2 separate regions of the Mus musculus genome follow, and region 1 is linked to region 2. The links are chromatin loops, found by intact Hi-C in ENCODE. Cell type or tissue: left cerebral cortex. All regions are shown on one strand.

What was found. Peaks named below come from ENCODE experiments on the same cell type or tissue, not always from the same donor. Only the 100,000 strongest peaks of a DNase experiment are listed, where the experiment ranks them.
Region 1: a loop joins it to region 2, with 9 times the contacts of the local background. A loop is called at or near these places in 7 of 42 quality-filtered maps.

Annotation. Positions count from the first base shown.
Region 1 is chr14:79,199,962-79,207,961 of GRCm38, reverse strand. It overlaps Vwa8 (von Willebrand factor A domain containing 8), which reads right to left. Exons shown (of 45, transcript NM_027906.1): 45 at 5,652-6,864. The coding sequence ends at 6,756. Among named protein-coding and RNA genes, the nearest start is that of Gm4632, 4.8 kb to the right of the region's middle. In left cerebral cortex, a CTCF peak has its summit at 7,573; DNase peaks (open chromatin) are centred at 4,333, 4,739, 6,869, 7,634 and 1 more place; H3K27ac peaks cover 2,616 bases.
Region 2 is chr14:79,298,130-79,306,129 of GRCm38, reverse strand. It overlaps Rgcc (regulator of cell cycle), which reads left to right and starts at 4,495. Exons shown (of 5, transcript NM_025427.2): 1 at 4,495-4,681; 2 at 5,230-5,415. The coding sequence starts at 4,633. In left cerebral cortex, a CTCF peak has its summit at 4,549; DNase peaks (open chromatin) are centred at 6,073, 6,782, 7,131, 7,471 and 4 more places; H3K4me3 peaks cover 3,307 bases; H3K27ac peaks cover 2,490 bases.

The DNA.
Region 1 (8,000 bases), 98 kb after region 2:
GTGCTTTGATGGGGCCTCCTACACTTGGAAATACATTTGGGTTTTGTATTTTAAATCTTCATTGTGAATATTCATTATACATGGTACTGTGTTATATAAGGACATTTTCTTACAAGTGTATCTTATATTTTGAGCATAGTCTACCACCATTTTTTGTTTTGTTTCATTTATTGAACTTGTCTGCTGAAACTTGGTTTCTTGTTGAAACAGGGGTTTGATTCACAGCTCAGGGTGTCCTGGAATGACATTGCCAGAGCTGACCTTGAGTTCATGATTCTTCTGCCTAGGAGATCTTGGGCATCTGCCGTCATATTTGACTCACTAGAAAGTTTTTTGGAAGAGTCTGTAACCAGCCTCTACAAAACATGGTTTTATGAAAGTTTCTTAACAAAGATCAGATGCCTCCAAAAAAATTAACATCAGCTTAAAAAAATAGTTCCAGCCAGGCGGTGGTGGTATACACCTTTAATCCCAGCACTTGGGAGGCAGAGGCAGGTGGATTTCTGAGTTCGAGGCCAGCCTGGTCTACAAAGTGAGTTCCAGGACACCTAGGCTACACAGAGAAACCCTGTCTCAAAAAAAACAAAACAAAACAAAACAAAAAGTTCCTGGGCTGTGGAAGGGGCATACGGGGTGATATGCAAGCAAACAAGAGGACGTGTGTTTACCCTAGCACTCATGGAAAAAGCCAGATGTGGTGGCATACCCATATAAGCCCAGTGGTAGAGGTAGAGACTGGTGCTGACTGGCCAGAGTACAACTAATCTGTGAGCACGGGTTCCAGTAAGAGTCCCTGTTTCAAAAACTAAAGAAGGGAGCAATGAAAGAAGACATGTGCCATTGACTCTCTGACCTATAACCCTCCCCGAGGCCTGCACATACACACGGACACCCCTCATGCATGCCATCATAGTGAACTTTTCCTCTCCTTTTCTCTTCTGTGCTCAGTCAGCTACCTCCTTCCCAGCATCAGCACCCTCCGGATACTTAAAAATGTAGAGTTATAATGTCTTTTCCCCCTCCTGAAACCATTCTGGTTCTTCTCCATGACAATCGAATGTGTCCTGGAGGACGTGAGTCATAAGGCGGCCTGTGCCTTTCAAGATTCTCTCTGCTTCTGCTCTGCCATGCTGTCCTGGGGCTATCATCTTTGCTGCTCTGCCATGCTGTCCTGGGGCTATCATCTTTGCTGCTCTGCCATGCTGTCCTGGGGCTATCATCTTTCCTGGGATCTCCTCTCAGAGTGGACTGAAAACCCCTGGAACCATAAGTCCAGATATACCTTCCCTCTCCTAAACTGTTTCTGTCTGGTATTTGGCCACCATGACACAAGAATAACAAACACAGCCCCTTCTGTCCTCACCCCAACCACAGTTCCTCTGCCTCGGGGGCTTTCAAATTCACCCCAGCTGTTGTTTGGGGAGAGCGTGTGGACAAAAGGACTCCAAGCAAGCCGTGATGATGGATGGCCATGCAGGGGGATCTGTATTATGACGGAGCATCCTTTCTCACTGAGATACGCCATTCTGAGGATAGACTTCAGACGCGGAGGCACAGAGCCAGGCCAGCTGTGTGGAGCTGTACTCCAGCCAAGCAACTGAATGTCTGCTTTCAGGCGGCCCGAGGAGCTGTTACAGTCCTCTGCCTCTGCCGCCCAGGGCCTGCCCTTCTCCTCCAGTGTCTAAGAAAGGTCACAGGGAGAAAGATTCTTTAGTGCTAGTGTTCCACATGTGGTTCCAAACCTTTGTTCGAGAGCCTGTAATGAATGTGCTTGCTTATACCCGTCAGCCTTGAATGGAGTTGTTCAAACCTCTGAGAACACTAAAGGAAATCCACCCGAGAGGGACCCCTTCTTCAATTTATCAACCTTGTGTGTACATCAACCGACCTTCTTGTCTTCTTCACTTACCATCTTCTCTTTGTGTGTGTGAGTATGTGTGCGTGTGTGGGTGTACGTGAGTGTACGTGTGCATGCATGCGTGTATGTGGATGTGTATGTGAATGTGTGTGCATGTGTGTGTGCATGTATGTATGTGTGTGCGTGCATGAACATGCCCATATGCATGCATGTGTGTATGTGTGCATGTATGTGCATTTCTGGGCTCTGAGCTCCCTGGCCTGGATGCAGTTTCTTCGGTTTCCTCAGGAGCGAGAGTCTCCCACAGGCCGCGCTAAGACCAAGGCTGTCCAATCAATCAGGCTAGTTCCAGCTTCGCCTTGTAGTTTCTGTCAGGATGGCGCAGAGGTGATCACTGTTTTCTTCTTCCTAGGGCCCAGTTTCATGTGGGCTATGCAACTTCTACACAAGGACTCGGACCAACCAGTCTTGGTGAGATTCACTGTTTCTGGAGTTCCCACCGTAGAAGTGTTACTAGTGTAGAATAAGGGAACTGACAGCGTCATTAAATCAGTGTCTGCATTTATGAATATAAACATCCCAGCACGAGGAAGTCCAGTTTTAATATCCTCTGAGTAAATACACCTCTTTTTCCTTAAGTCTGAAAGGCTTCACGTATGGCCTGGTACCATGAGACCAACTACAGGGAGGATCCTGTCAGGTTCATGCGGCCATCTTGAGACCTACATGAAGTGCATACCTGCTCCATGAGGCTTAGAGCCATTGTTCCCTTTCAGTTCCGGGTCATGCCAGCTACTATTACTACCGCTTCATCTGGGTTTGATATCAATAAGTCCTTACATGCTGAGACTCCTCTGTGGCCACACCACTGTCTTCAGAGGCCAAATTTATCCTCATATACACTAACTACTCCGAAGCCTGTGGTGTCTGGTGCCTGTGGGCCACAGGGGAGGGACAACCTTACAAAGTGGCTCACATCCCTTGACAGGATTTCTTGAAGCAGAGCATGGTGTTCTCACCACCCTCCGTGATCCGAGCCACTTTAAGAGTGCTGTATTTTGCTCTGAGTGGCCCAAATACCACAAACACTCCTCAAGTTCAAAGTTACACATGACCCTGGCACTCCAGAGGTCAGCGCATGCTGCGCATGTCTGCGTTTGAAGGTTGACGCCTCAGACAGTGCTCAGACTGCACCTCCATCTGAGATGGTAGGCAAGCACACCCCTCTGGAGCAGGCTGAGTTTGCAGAGCTCAACATGCATACATGTTGAGCGCTTGGCATTGTTCAGCTAGGGTGAGCTCTTGCATGTACAGTAGCTTTTCAATCCTTGATCTTTTTGACTCGTCTGCACTTTTACTGTTCAAAGCTGGAAACAACAGGCAGAACCCTCATCTGTTGAGCGAAAGATCCTTCTTGTGTCATATTGATGATGCTCATGTAAGGAAATATTCACATTCAGTCAGCAACAGTGTGGTTGATAGAGGCGCCAAGGTCCTGTGTGCTGGGAGACAGGCTACCATGTGCTAAATATGCTCGTAGGTTACACCGAAGTGGCATGGCTATTACAAGAAACCAGAACAAGCCACAGGAACACAGAACTGTAGTTTTAGTATTTTTTTTCTTCAAACATCTTAAGGCATTGGCTTAGTTCAAATGAGACCCAGAAGACTGGCTCAAGTTTGCCAGGTAGTTAATGGGACTCAGGATCTAAAACCTCTCTACAGACTAGTGTTCTAACTAGAGTTATAAATTCTCCCCACTACCAGTAGAAAATTGGAATTTTAGTCGTGCCGCCAGAGCAAATGTTAGCAGCTCAAGGCAGCAGGTAAGATCTTTACTACACATCCCTGTTCATTTAAGTGTTTTTCTGCTCTATATATTATTGGGTGGATTTTGAAGTTGACTGCGGCCCTCCAGAGATGCGGTTTCAGAACAGGTTGCTCATGTAAGGGGAGACTGGCTTAGAGGTTGGGGGATTTCTCTTCTACTGCCTTTGTTGGAAGCAAATACAGATGGAGGATAAAGCAACCATTTTCTGTTTCCCTCTCTCTGCATCTCTGTGCTGGGTCCACTGAGGAATTTCAAGTTGGCTGACCTGGCCGGCCCAGGAGGGAGCCAGGTGCAGGGAGGGTGGACTTTGGTGCTGGCCTTTGGGGACCTCTGATTAGGCTGTGCTCAGAAACCCAGTGAAACCCAGTAATGGGCCTTCAAAGCCTCAGGGTCCGTTTAGAGAAAAATCCTTCAGGCACTGAGGAATTTCTCCTCCTCAGTGGGTTCCCAAGAAAGGGGGTAAAGAATTAAGTGATTCATTCCAGACATCTGACACTCCTTCAAATCCTCCCGCTCTGAGCCACTCTGTGGCTGCGCTCAAGCCGCCCCATCTGCAATGAGGTCATCTTATTGGGGGCACAAAGGATTCCAGGGGGAACATACATCACATACTGCGGCTATTCACAGTGCTCGTTCCTCCTGGCTGCTCACGACTAACAATGAACCTTCTCAGCATTTCATTTGCTTGCAAGAGAGACTCGGGTTAGATGTCTTTCAGTGCACACCCCACGGGCACACAGTGCGGTTATTATTATGTCCTGGCGCTAATGAGAGCCTGGGAACAGCTCACAGTGGCCTAAAATTAAGTTCATTTAATAATAAACACATCACTTTGTAGGTAGCGTAAGAAGTTAAAAAAAAAAAAAAAAAAAAAAAAAAGCCGTGTTCCCCTCCCTCACCATCTTCCCCTTTACAAATAAGAAAACACAGAAGTCTATTTTCTCTTTCAGATAACAATTGCAAAGGATGTCTGGCGACCAGGAAAGGGAAACTTAATTACTGGGAAACATTCCTTCCATGTTTAAAAAGAATGGCTCTGCATACTCAGGTTGTTGTGTGGAGAGCCTGCTTCTTGAGCTACTTGTGACTGCTATTTCCAAAGGCTGCCAGGGGCAGTGTCCTTGGGGCTAAGCTGCCCCTTGATGGGTGTTTCCTCAGTTCACTGCTGTACCCAGGAAGAAGGGTGCCGTTTTAAGATTCTTCTCAGAAGTGTCCCATGCCTTAGCCCCCATACCTCTGAGTGCCTGAAAGCACACAGATAGAATTTGTGGGGACAAGAGAGGAAGGCAAAGACAGTTTGCAAGAAGAGGAGAAGAAAGGAAGAAGGCATGGGAGCCCTCCATGAACCCAGGGAGCAGCAACATGCAGTGTGGGTGAGGGGGCTCCTGCCAGTGCTTGCAAGCCGAGCTAGGGGCCTCCAACCTTGCCTGCCTGCCTGGGACTGGATAGCTCTGAGGCTCGAGCCATCCATGTCTTCATTTGTGAAGTCATACTCAGAATTCAGAGAATGATCAAGAGTCTGTGGTCTGGAATCTTGCAAAAGCAATGAGTTTTCTGTGTTTAAGCACTTTATCAGTAAAAAGTGCCCCTCTTGCTGGGCAGTGGTGGCACACGCCTTTAATCCCAGCACTTGGGAGGCAGAGGCAGGCCGATTTCTGAGTTCGAGGCCAGCCTGGTCTACAAAGTGAGTTCCAGGAAAGCTGGGGCTACACAGAGAAACCCTGTCTCGAAAACCAAAAACCAAAAATCAAACAAACAAAAAGTGCCCCTCTTAGAATGAGAACAGAACCATTTAGCAAGTTCCTGCAGGGCAGTGAATCACCAGGGAATGCGAGTGGTGGGAATTAGTCACGTGATTACATTTGGAAAGCACTTACTGAGTTGGAATTTTGTGCATTTTGGGATAATTGAGCACCTGGAACAAGCAGGTGACTAGAAATACAAACCACACACACATACTCATTGGGTGGTGACACCATACTGGGAAGCGACTGCTTTTATTTGACAGCGGATGAGCAGGAGATGGGGTGTTAGAAGAGATGGGGAACCTTTTTTCTCTGTCCTACAATCAAATGAAATGAATTTACGGGCCTGTACGATGACACTGTACCTGGCTAGGGTAACATAACACAAGGTGAGTTTTCCAGCTTACACTAGGTAAACACGCACATAATGGGGCCTCAGCACTGAATTCATGTCAGAGCAGCGTTTCATCACGTGCTCGAGCGACGGTTCTGTTGGATTGTGTGATTTTAAAGACTTTGAAAGACAAGAGAAAAATATGCGTTTCTTTAGTTAAATCAAAGCAAGTCTCCAGGCGACACCCAGTCAAACGCAGTGTTTTGGATTTTGGGTAATTTGTCAGACATGAGCACTCACTACGTTCAGCACTGTAATTTGGATGGCGAAGTATACTGTACTCCACAGTGGAACTCTGGGGAACTGAAAAGGGCTGACACAGGGAACCTGAGGCAGGATATCTTTATCTTTCAGCTCGGGTAGCAGCGTGAATAGAAGTCAGGTGGGACAGCAAGCACCCTAGGGACCGTTTGGTTCCTTTCTGTCCAGAGAACAGGATTACTGAGAGAATCCAATGCCTTATCAAGTACTGCTGTCCAAATACTTTCCAGTTAAGGTTAACTGCTGTAAAATTGTTATTTGCTGGGCAATACACACTGCAGAGAAAGCAGAAATAACCACAGACAGGAACATGTTGGGAGGGTTTGCAGACTTGTCCCTCAGGGTCAAACTATGGGCTTTTATTAAAAGGCTTCGTATGGCATCTGGCAGCAGATGACATATTAAGGCAACAGTGGGTGATTTTTATCCTTTGGGTTTAGAACTAGGCCTAGCCTTACAGTTCCTGAGCCTGTATCCTTCAACCCTGACCTTTTAAGAAATGCAGGTCAACCCGTTTCCTTTGCAGACCTTCAACCCATCCAGAGTACACTTCTACTCGTAGGTCTGCTCGATGCTGGACATGGCACAGGTCGGCTTGGTCGCTGCCTCTTCGTAATTCTCTCTGCTCCTATTTGCGTCCAATCGTGGGATGGTGAAGTGTGCGTCTTAGATACTGGACAGCATGGTGGAGGTGAAGATCTGTTGTAAGATCTGAGGGATCTTCTTGGTATCCATAGCGATGAAGGACCGGCCAGCTGGCAGAGTTCTCTGAAGCCTGTCAGAGGGAAGGGAAGGGAGGGAAATCACCATTGCAAATCAAGGCTCCATTCCAGCCCCTGCCTGGCCGCCACAGCATCCAAATGGGTTCTTAGGGAAGGATGCTTTCACACTCTCATACCTTACCTGCAGCTCAATTGTCTGTCTCTAGGCAATGGAAGGCCTGAGAAAGCATCAGGGAGAGGCAGGGAAAGCAAGAGCTTTTCAGTGAGAGAATGAATGGATCTCAAGTTCCGGCCTCTCCTGAGATGTTCTGGTCCCTAGACAAGACAGTGCCTGAGGGGCCCATCTGGAATTAGCTCACCTGCATCTGGCCGCACACTGCATTTTTAAAAGCCTTTCCTTTCTTAGAAAACAGTCCTCCAACAACGTACTACACAGCCAAGTCCCCAAGTGGGTCTCTGGTTCCTCCCCACCACATACTGTGAAATGCAATCTGCATTATCTAACTGCTGCTTGACAAAACTGAGGTTGAACAGGCTTATGGTAACTTTTCTTTTAAAAAAATGTCAATTTATCATTTGGAATAAAAGGCCATCTTTGAAGGCAATAAGGCGGCAAGACACAGATGTATTGAAAAGAAGGCTGCCTTTCATTGTGCCAACAAAGTTTGGTTTTGGAGTGACATTTAATAAAAGTCAGGCACTCTGTGCAGTATCATGTATTTGGCGTGCGGGGCAGAGCAGCTAAGTCTGCACCATGCCTTTTGCCAGCAACGGTTGGACCATTTCCCCAGGAAACCACAAGGGTATTATTGTGCTTTTCTAAGTACTCCAACAGGATCTGTTCACTAGAAAGAAAGAAAGAAAGAAAAAAATGCCCATTTCAGCTCAGCCAGCGTTTGCTGAGCTTGCCGTCTGCCTGGCTCTGGTGCTGGGGAGATGTGCACAGAGAGGCTTTGAGGACAGGAAGCTTCCAGAAAATGTGAAGTGCTAACATGAGAGAGAGAGAGAGAGAGAGAGAGAGAGAGAGACAGAGACAGAGAGAGAGACACAGAAAGACAGAGACAGAGAGAGAGAGAGAGAGAGACAGAGAGAAAGAGAGAAAGAGGTGTGTGGTTGGCTGGCTGAGCAAGTTTGAGTCCATGATGTCAAGGCTCAAGCTTACTGTGGATGCTGCAGCACCCGCAGGGCT
Region 2 (8,000 bases):
AATTAATCTTTCTTTTGCTTTGTGGTGGGAAGTGTGCAAGCAGTCTGTTGTTAAGCTGCATCTTAAACCAGCTTTCTTCATCACAGCTTTATACCAAGTCTTGACTCTGTATCATCTCTAATATGACTCTCATTAATGGAGGTCCATTTGGGGTTTATACCACTGGGTTGGGTTAAGTTGTGTCACACTCTCAGATTTGCTCAAGTACCTCTGGATGTGACCTACTTCGAGATAGCATCTTTGGAGACGAGATGGAGATAGGGTAAGGCCATCCAAAGTTACAGCTAGCTTAATCCGTGTCAGGTAATAGTTGCTACCCTTAAAAGAGAAGAGATCCAAGCAGACATACAGGGGATATCACATGGCAACCAGAAGATCAGGGTGACACACTGACCAGCTTGAGGCACTGAGGATGACCTGCACACCCCCAGGAACCAAGCAGAGGCCTGGGGCAGATCCTCCCTGCATACCTTCCGAGGAAGCTGGTCCAGGCAGCATGCGATCCCAGGTTTCCAGTCTCCAGAGCTCCAGGAGAGAATGCACATCTGTTGTTCTAACTTCCCTAGCAGCTCAGCTATGGACAGATGCTGAAACATGACTCAAGCTAGGCTAGGGAAGAAGAAGAAGAGTCTGTCTCTTAGAGTTACAGGACCAGAACTGCCAAGCCTGTTATTTATTTGTTACAGGAGGCATTCAGGCTAAAGCTGAATTGTAAAGATCAGAACATACCCTTCCCCTATAGGAGTGTACACAAGATGGTGATCTCACTCTACTTATTTATTTTTGGTAGTTTTGAGGCTCGAATCCAGAATCCCACATGCTCAGCACATGCTCGGCACATGCTTGGCACATGCTCAGCACATGCTTGGCACATGCTCGGCACATGCTTGGCACATGCTCGGCACATGCTTGGCACATGTTTAGCACATGCTTAGCAGATGCTTGTCCACTGAGCTACATCTTCAGGCCCTGACGGCTTATTTTATTTTTCCCCTGTAGATGTCAGTTACCGATAGGGTTGGTTAACATAGCTGCTTCATGACATCAGAGACCCAAGACACTTCTATGTTTCTGCTGCCATTCTAGGAAAGTGATCTCTACCTCATGGCTAAAATCCAGCTTCAAGGCTGCCTGTCATCCTGTAGGAGAAAGCCAAGTGAGGGAGACTTACTCAGGAAGCCACATAGGAGAGCTCTGTCTGCTGCCCAAAATTTAGTCATATCACCAATTTTAACTCAAGATAGACTGGAAATATACTGTTTCGGGAATGCATGAGTCTACTTGTTTGTTTACAGATTCAACTAGAAGCATCTTCCATAGAGTGTTTGTGGAGAAATATCAAGCGCAGAAGTCCTATGGGTAATTGCAGGTAAGACATTTAAGGGGAGGAATATTTGTTCTGAAAGTAAAAAAAAAAAAAAAAAAATTAAAGTGAATGAATTTCAGTTATACATTTCCAGGAGGAAGGTGAGATGGCTGAGAGAAAGTAAAGTCCTGGAAGAAAGGATCCAGGAGGGTGCTGGTGAGATGGCTCAGTGGATAAGAGCATCGACTGCCCTTATCCTGTCCTGAGTTCAAATCCCCAGTAACCATATGGTGGCTTACAACCACCTGTAATGAGACCTGATACCCTCTTTTGGGGTGTCTGAAGACAGCGACAGTGTACTTACATATAATAAATAAATAAATAAATAAATAAATAAATAAATCTTTAAAAAAAAAAGAAAAAAAGAAAAGAAAAGAAAAAAGAAAGGGTCCAGGAGAGGCAGGAGGTTAGCCATGATAACCTGGAGGATTCAGAAAGATGAGACCCTTAGGTGATGCTCTGGACAAGTTTCATGAAAAGAGTGGCCAGCAGTGTGCAGAGAAGAGGTGGCTATGGTCTGACTATGTCAGACCTTGGGGTGGCCTGAACATTACAATCTCATTGCAAGTTTGATCCTGTCAAACAGCGGGGCCTTTGTGAACTGGCTGTCACCAGAATAGAGCTCTCCCAGATGGAAGTAAGGGTTACCAAAGGGCTTGAAGGGGGCGCCGTTTGCTCTTTCCTTCCTTTCGCCCTGTGAGCAATCAGCAAGCCCTCACCAGACAGCACTGGGTGGGAGTCTTGATCTTGGGCCGCCTGGCCTTCGGAACAGTGGGGAAGAAATCTCCGTGATTCACAAATTACCTAGCCTGTGATATTTTATTATATGATAGCAAAGCATATCTACGGGAGAGACCGGTTAAAATAAAGATCGGGTCTTTACAGCACTAGAAGTCCTGACTTTCCTGTTGGAAATTAAAGGAGACATCAAGTCTTTTTCTTGAGGCCATTGCAGCCAGAGACTGAATGACTGAATGAGCTTTTGAAACCTGGAAGTTAGGTAAGTCTCAGTGAGGAGATGAAGGATACAGCTCCCCGTGCCTCCTGAGGGACGGGTTGCACCTGAACACTGAGGTCATTGACTATCTCTGTCACCACTGTCAGGTGGGGGGGGGGGGCATAAAAGGCCCTAGGATATGGAGCCCAGCCAGAAGGCTCTGGAGAACAAGGGTTTAAACCTTTACCTGGTTCTAGGGAAGAAATCAACACATGTGCAGCACTGAGTGAGGCCTTTGCACTGAGATGTGTGTAAGGATGGGCTGGGGGCAACCCAATTTCACACCAGGTGAACTGTGGACAAATGAATTGTGTTCCACGCACTAACTGAACAGGTAATTGGCATCTTTTTTTTTTTTTTTTTTTTTTTTGGCTGCTCCTCCCAGATTGGTTGCTGCTGTTGGCTTATCTGCTCTGGGGCTCAGTGCCACCCTTGACTGCTTAGTTCTTCTTCACCCTAGGGAGGCAGGGTGTGGCTAACTTCAAAGTGGTGCTGAAAAGAGACAGGCCTGCCTTCTATTAAACCACTAAGGGGTAGGCAAGCCCCTTAGCTGCTCTATTCCAGTTTTCACACCTGCCGACCACTGGCAATGATTATATTATTCAGGGGTGGCTGTCAGGAGTGACCTGGTGCATGCCACATTCTGACACCTAGGAAGGCTGGAGTCACTGGGGAAAGATGTCCTCACATAACACCATCCAAAGATTCTGTGATGATGGCCGTTGATCACTTGAAAGTGTCTAGTATAGCTAAGGAAGTGTCTGGTGTAGTTAAGAAAGTGTCTGGTGTCTGGACTGAAAACTTTCACTTTATTCAATTTTGATTGTTTTACATTTATTTATTTATTTTCTTTTGCAGGTCTGAGGATGAGCCTTCAGACTCAGGGCTCACCCATGCTAGGCAAGCACTTTATTGCTAAATCATATTCCCAGGCCCCAGCTAGCCCCTTACTTTACATTAATTTAGTGGTGTGTGTGTGTGTGTGTGTGTGTGTGTGTGTGTGTGTGTGTATGTGTGTGTGTGGTGTGTGTGTGGTATGTGTGTGTGTAGCATGTGCATATATGCACACAAGGCGTATGTTGTGCCGGACAAGATCAGAGGTCAACCGCAAATGTGATCGATTCCCTGGGCACTGCCCACCTCCATTTTTAAGATACAGCTTTTCATTGACTTGGAGTTCTCACTTTGGGATTGGCTGGGGAGTCCCAGGGATTTGCCAGCCTTTGCCTCTCAGGGCTGGGATTATAAGTGGTGTCCATCTAGTTTGGATTTTTTAATGTGGATTTTGGGGCTTGAACTTGGATCTTCATGCGTGCACAGTAAACTCTTTACAGACAGGATTGTACTATGTAGGGTTTTTTTTCTTTTCTTTTCATGCAGTAGTCCTCAAATCTCCACTCTCTTGCCTAGACCCCCTTCTACCATCCTCCTTAGGGCTGGGACTATAGGCGCAGGCCACCAGCAGGCCTCTTATTTTACGTTTAATAACTACCTGGGGCAAAGGGCTGTTGGTCACCTGAGGCAGGAATTCTACTGGGCTGTGCTAAGGATGGACGCTCAATCATACGGACCCTATACCAGAATGCATCTGTCCATGTGGTACTCTGCGCTCAAAGATCATCTCAATTGAAGACTGCATTCACCTCAACCCACTGCCCTCAGCTGTCCACTCTGTCCACGCACAACCTTATAAATTCCTTGAGAAAAGTCAGATGGAGGACTGGTTCTTTGCAGAGGCTACTGAGGCCCTTGGCTCCTTTATTTTTGCAGCAAACAAGGAGGCTTTCTGCATGTGCAGTTCCATTTCATAGATGAGGCTCAAGGAGGCTCAGCCAGAAGGCGGGAAACAGGGTAAACTCTTGGAGAACTCTGATGCCCGCAAAGACACTTCCTTGGGTCGGGTTGTCAGGGTGGTAGAGAAAGCGGCGGGTAAATATTTGGGGCGGTATCCTGGACTCCGGCGACACCCGTCACTGCGGTTCTTCAGAGGCCAGCGCGTGGCTAGGGCGGTGCCGGGAGTAGGGGGTGGAGGGACAGGGGCGTCCCCTAGGTCGTCTGGGACTTACTCAGCAGCCCCGCCCCGCCCCGCCCCTGCCGGTGGCTATAAGACGGAGTAGCCGGCGGGTGGCGCGGCTCAGGCGAGTAGCTAGCGCTCAGGCTCGGCAAGGAGCAAGGCAGAGGCACCGGAGCAGACTGCAGTGCAGGCGGCAGCCACCAGGGCCAACACCTCGCAGCATCTCTGCTACGCGTGTCACTGAGCAACTTCTCCATGAAGCCGCCCTCAGCGCAGAGCAGTCCCGCGGCGGTCGCGGCCGCAGGTGAGTGCCTATTTGGAGGTGTCTTCTCCACCTCTGCGCCCCGGGATCGAAGCCAGGGACTGCGTCCACGCTAAGCTACACTCTCAGCTCCGGGGCCCCTGAGAGCTGGAGCCTGCAAGTAGGGGCGAGAGAACAGAGGTCGCTAAGGTCTTCTTCCACTGCCCACCCTTCTGTCCTCCATCACCCTGGCATCCCGTCTCCGGATCGCTCGTCCGATGCAGGTTTAGTTTGGTTTTCCACGCGGGACAAGGAACCGGAGTCTGACACGTAACGGGTGCCTGCTGACTCAGACTTCCCGCCGCCACGCGCTCCAGGGAGCGAGCGTGGGCAACAGTAGGAAAGCGCGTGGGGTGGGCTAGGTGACTTCCAGACTTTCAGCTCAACCCACGGAGGCTTCTTCTCCTCCGTGTCTGGTGACAGGCGCTTTAGAGGGTGGTTGGGAGGTTACGGAGTAACTGACTGCGTGGCTGTCACTGGCAAAGGCAGAGTGGAGTTCTAGGGAACGCTGGCCGCCCCTCCAGATGCCCTCTGTGCCCTCCCTCCCCTAGCCCCGGCCATGGACTCCGCGGCCGCTGCAGACCTGACCGACGTGCTGTGCGAGTTCGACGCGGTGCTGGCCGACTTCGCGTCGCCCTTCCACGAGCGCCACTTCCACTATGAGGAGCACCTAGAGCGCATGAAGCGGCGCAGCAGCGCCAGCGTCAGCGACAGCAGCGGCTTCAGCGACTCGGAGAGTAAGTGAAGCCCTGTTGAAGTCAGTAATCCTCAGACTCAGGCTTCCTAAAGCTCTAGATTCACCTGGGTTATCTTTAAACTGAGGCACGACATCTGGGGAAAGTCAGACCCGGGGATCTGCACGGCTCTGAGATGCCTGAAGAGTTGACTTTCTGAGTCGTTAGCCCAGATGTGCGGGGGTCATTAAGGCGTTCTTGGGGAGAGAGGTACGAGGGTGGGTGGGTGGCTCTTAAAGAGCTGTGGGTCTACCTGTCACGGCAGGTGTGTACCATGAGGCCTGAGGGTTTGTGCAGTCAGCCAGAACTCCTGGGAGTCCAGCCAGGCCTTCCAACCTTTTCCCGCCTTTCTACCCACTCTTCGCTCTTCATTTTTTTTTTTTTATTTTATTTTATTTTGAGACTCTCCCAAGGTGATCTATGTAGCTGCGGGTGACCTCGAACCTCTCTGATCCTCTTTCCTCGGGCTTCAGGGTGCTGGGGTGACAGTGCAATGCCACCACATTTAGGCACATCAGTTTATAGGCAATGCTGGGGGTCAGACCTAGGGCTTCTTGCACGCTAGGCAAACACTAGACCAACAGCACCCTCCCTTTCCTTTTCCAGAATGGGTGTTGGGGAACATGAGGACACGAGTGAGCACAAGAATGAAACATTTGTGAAACCAAAATGGTTTCATAAGCTGCTGTTTTTGGAATGCTTGAAATAACTTCGTTCACTTTCTGCCTAGCTCCCAGGCTCTTTCGCCACTCCAGGCACTTTTGAAACAGTCTCCCGCTGGGCTGCTGAGTTCAAGTACAGGGTTTCAGGCACGCCCACCCTCCAGGTTACCCACAGAAGGTCATCCTAGTAACCTTTTCCACATTGCCTCTGGAGAGGGGAAGGGGGAGGGGAGGGGGAGGGGGAGGGGGAGGGGGAGAGAGAGAGTTAGTTTTCAGTAACTCAAGTGACCTGCAAGAACAGTGAATTTGGTGACCTTTTATTTATTATTATATAATTGTTTTCAAATCTTGGCTTATTCACTGTTTTTCAATGTGAACTTTAAATTCTGTTTGTTCTTGTGCCCTTAGTCCCTAGATACAGGCTCAGACATCACCAATTGTGCTGTCCCCAACTCTGGGAGTAAAAGTCACATTGCTGTTTTGAAATCTAGAAACATTTTCCTTTGTTACTAGGTGAAGATTCTGAGCCTGAGCTGTCCTCCTGAGAAGGGATGATGTTTGACATCCAGGTCAGGATTTGAATCTGAAACCCAAGCTCTGGTTTGATTTTCCTTAGCCACCTACACAGATCACCACGTGACTTAGGGGGCGAAGGGGGAGGGAAGAGGGCTGGTGAGCTGTTCATTTCCATTTAGAACTTTTGCGTCTTGATGCCAATGACCTGGTCACTTGTTCTCAGCAGTCAAGTGAAGCCTGACGCTGGAAATTTTTCTCCACAGCTGTGGTGTAACTTGAATATATTTCTTTCCACTGGGTCAAGGAACAAATTTTTCATTGTGTATAAATTCTCTTCTCCACAGAAGAGAAGGCTAGGTCTGTCCCCGATGCTCTGTAATCAAGTTCAGCTCCTTGCTAAGCCCCAGCCTCAGTCTAGATTAGAGTCTGAATTTGTGCAGTGATGTCGAACAGCACCCACCAGTTCTGCCAGGAGGGGTTTCAGATCCACGGTATGTTTTTAGGAGTCTCAAAAAGAGAATTCACCACAGTTTCTTAACAGTTGGAGAGAAGATTGACAGAATTTGCAGTTTTCTTAGGCATATCTCTGTGCATTTTGCTTTCTGCTTTTGTTGTCAACTTAAGCTTTCTTTCTGTGGTGGTTGGAGAGTAACAGGGAGGATCTAAGAAAGCACAGATGACCTTGGTCTTTGCCGTCAATGTGGTTTTGTTCCCTGCATGCTTAGAAATCGTCTTGGAGGGCTGGAGAGATGGCTCAGCGGTTAAGAAATCGTCTTGGTGGATTTTGTGTGCATCTAAGTCATGCTTTCTTAAGGACACATAATATGTCTGTCTTAATTGTCTCCAGGAATGGAGTGCAGACATTCCTAATACTTGTCTGTCTGGTGGAAGTGGATGTCTGGGAGAGGTGCAGCCCACTGAAACTTAGCTCTCCTGAGAGGGCCAATCAGGCTTATCATGGTGGTGGTGGCAGCTAGCTTACTTTTAGCAAGCCCTCACTGGGGTTGCTATGATTGTAACGTGATAGCTCTTGTTATCAGCCATCTCTGGCTGGTCTTCCAATGTTATCACACAAAATCTTTACCACAGTCCTACAAGTTAGGCACTTTTATCTTCATTAGTTTTGCTCTGGTTGCCTAGCATGTGAGCCAGAACTTGAGTAGCCCAGCGTTCCCTCAAGCTCAGATCATGTATCTTTTTGTACGTGGTATTGCAGGTCCTTTTCAAGGCTTTCAGGATCAAAGGTCTGTGGACCTAGGTGATGAATATTCCTCCTCATTTTTGAAAAATACTACCCCCCCATTAAAAAAAAACAAAAAACAAAAGCAGGTTGCAGGACTGGAGTGATGACTCAGAGGTAAAGGACAGGTATTGCTTTCCAAAAGGACCAGACTTCGGTTCTGAACACCC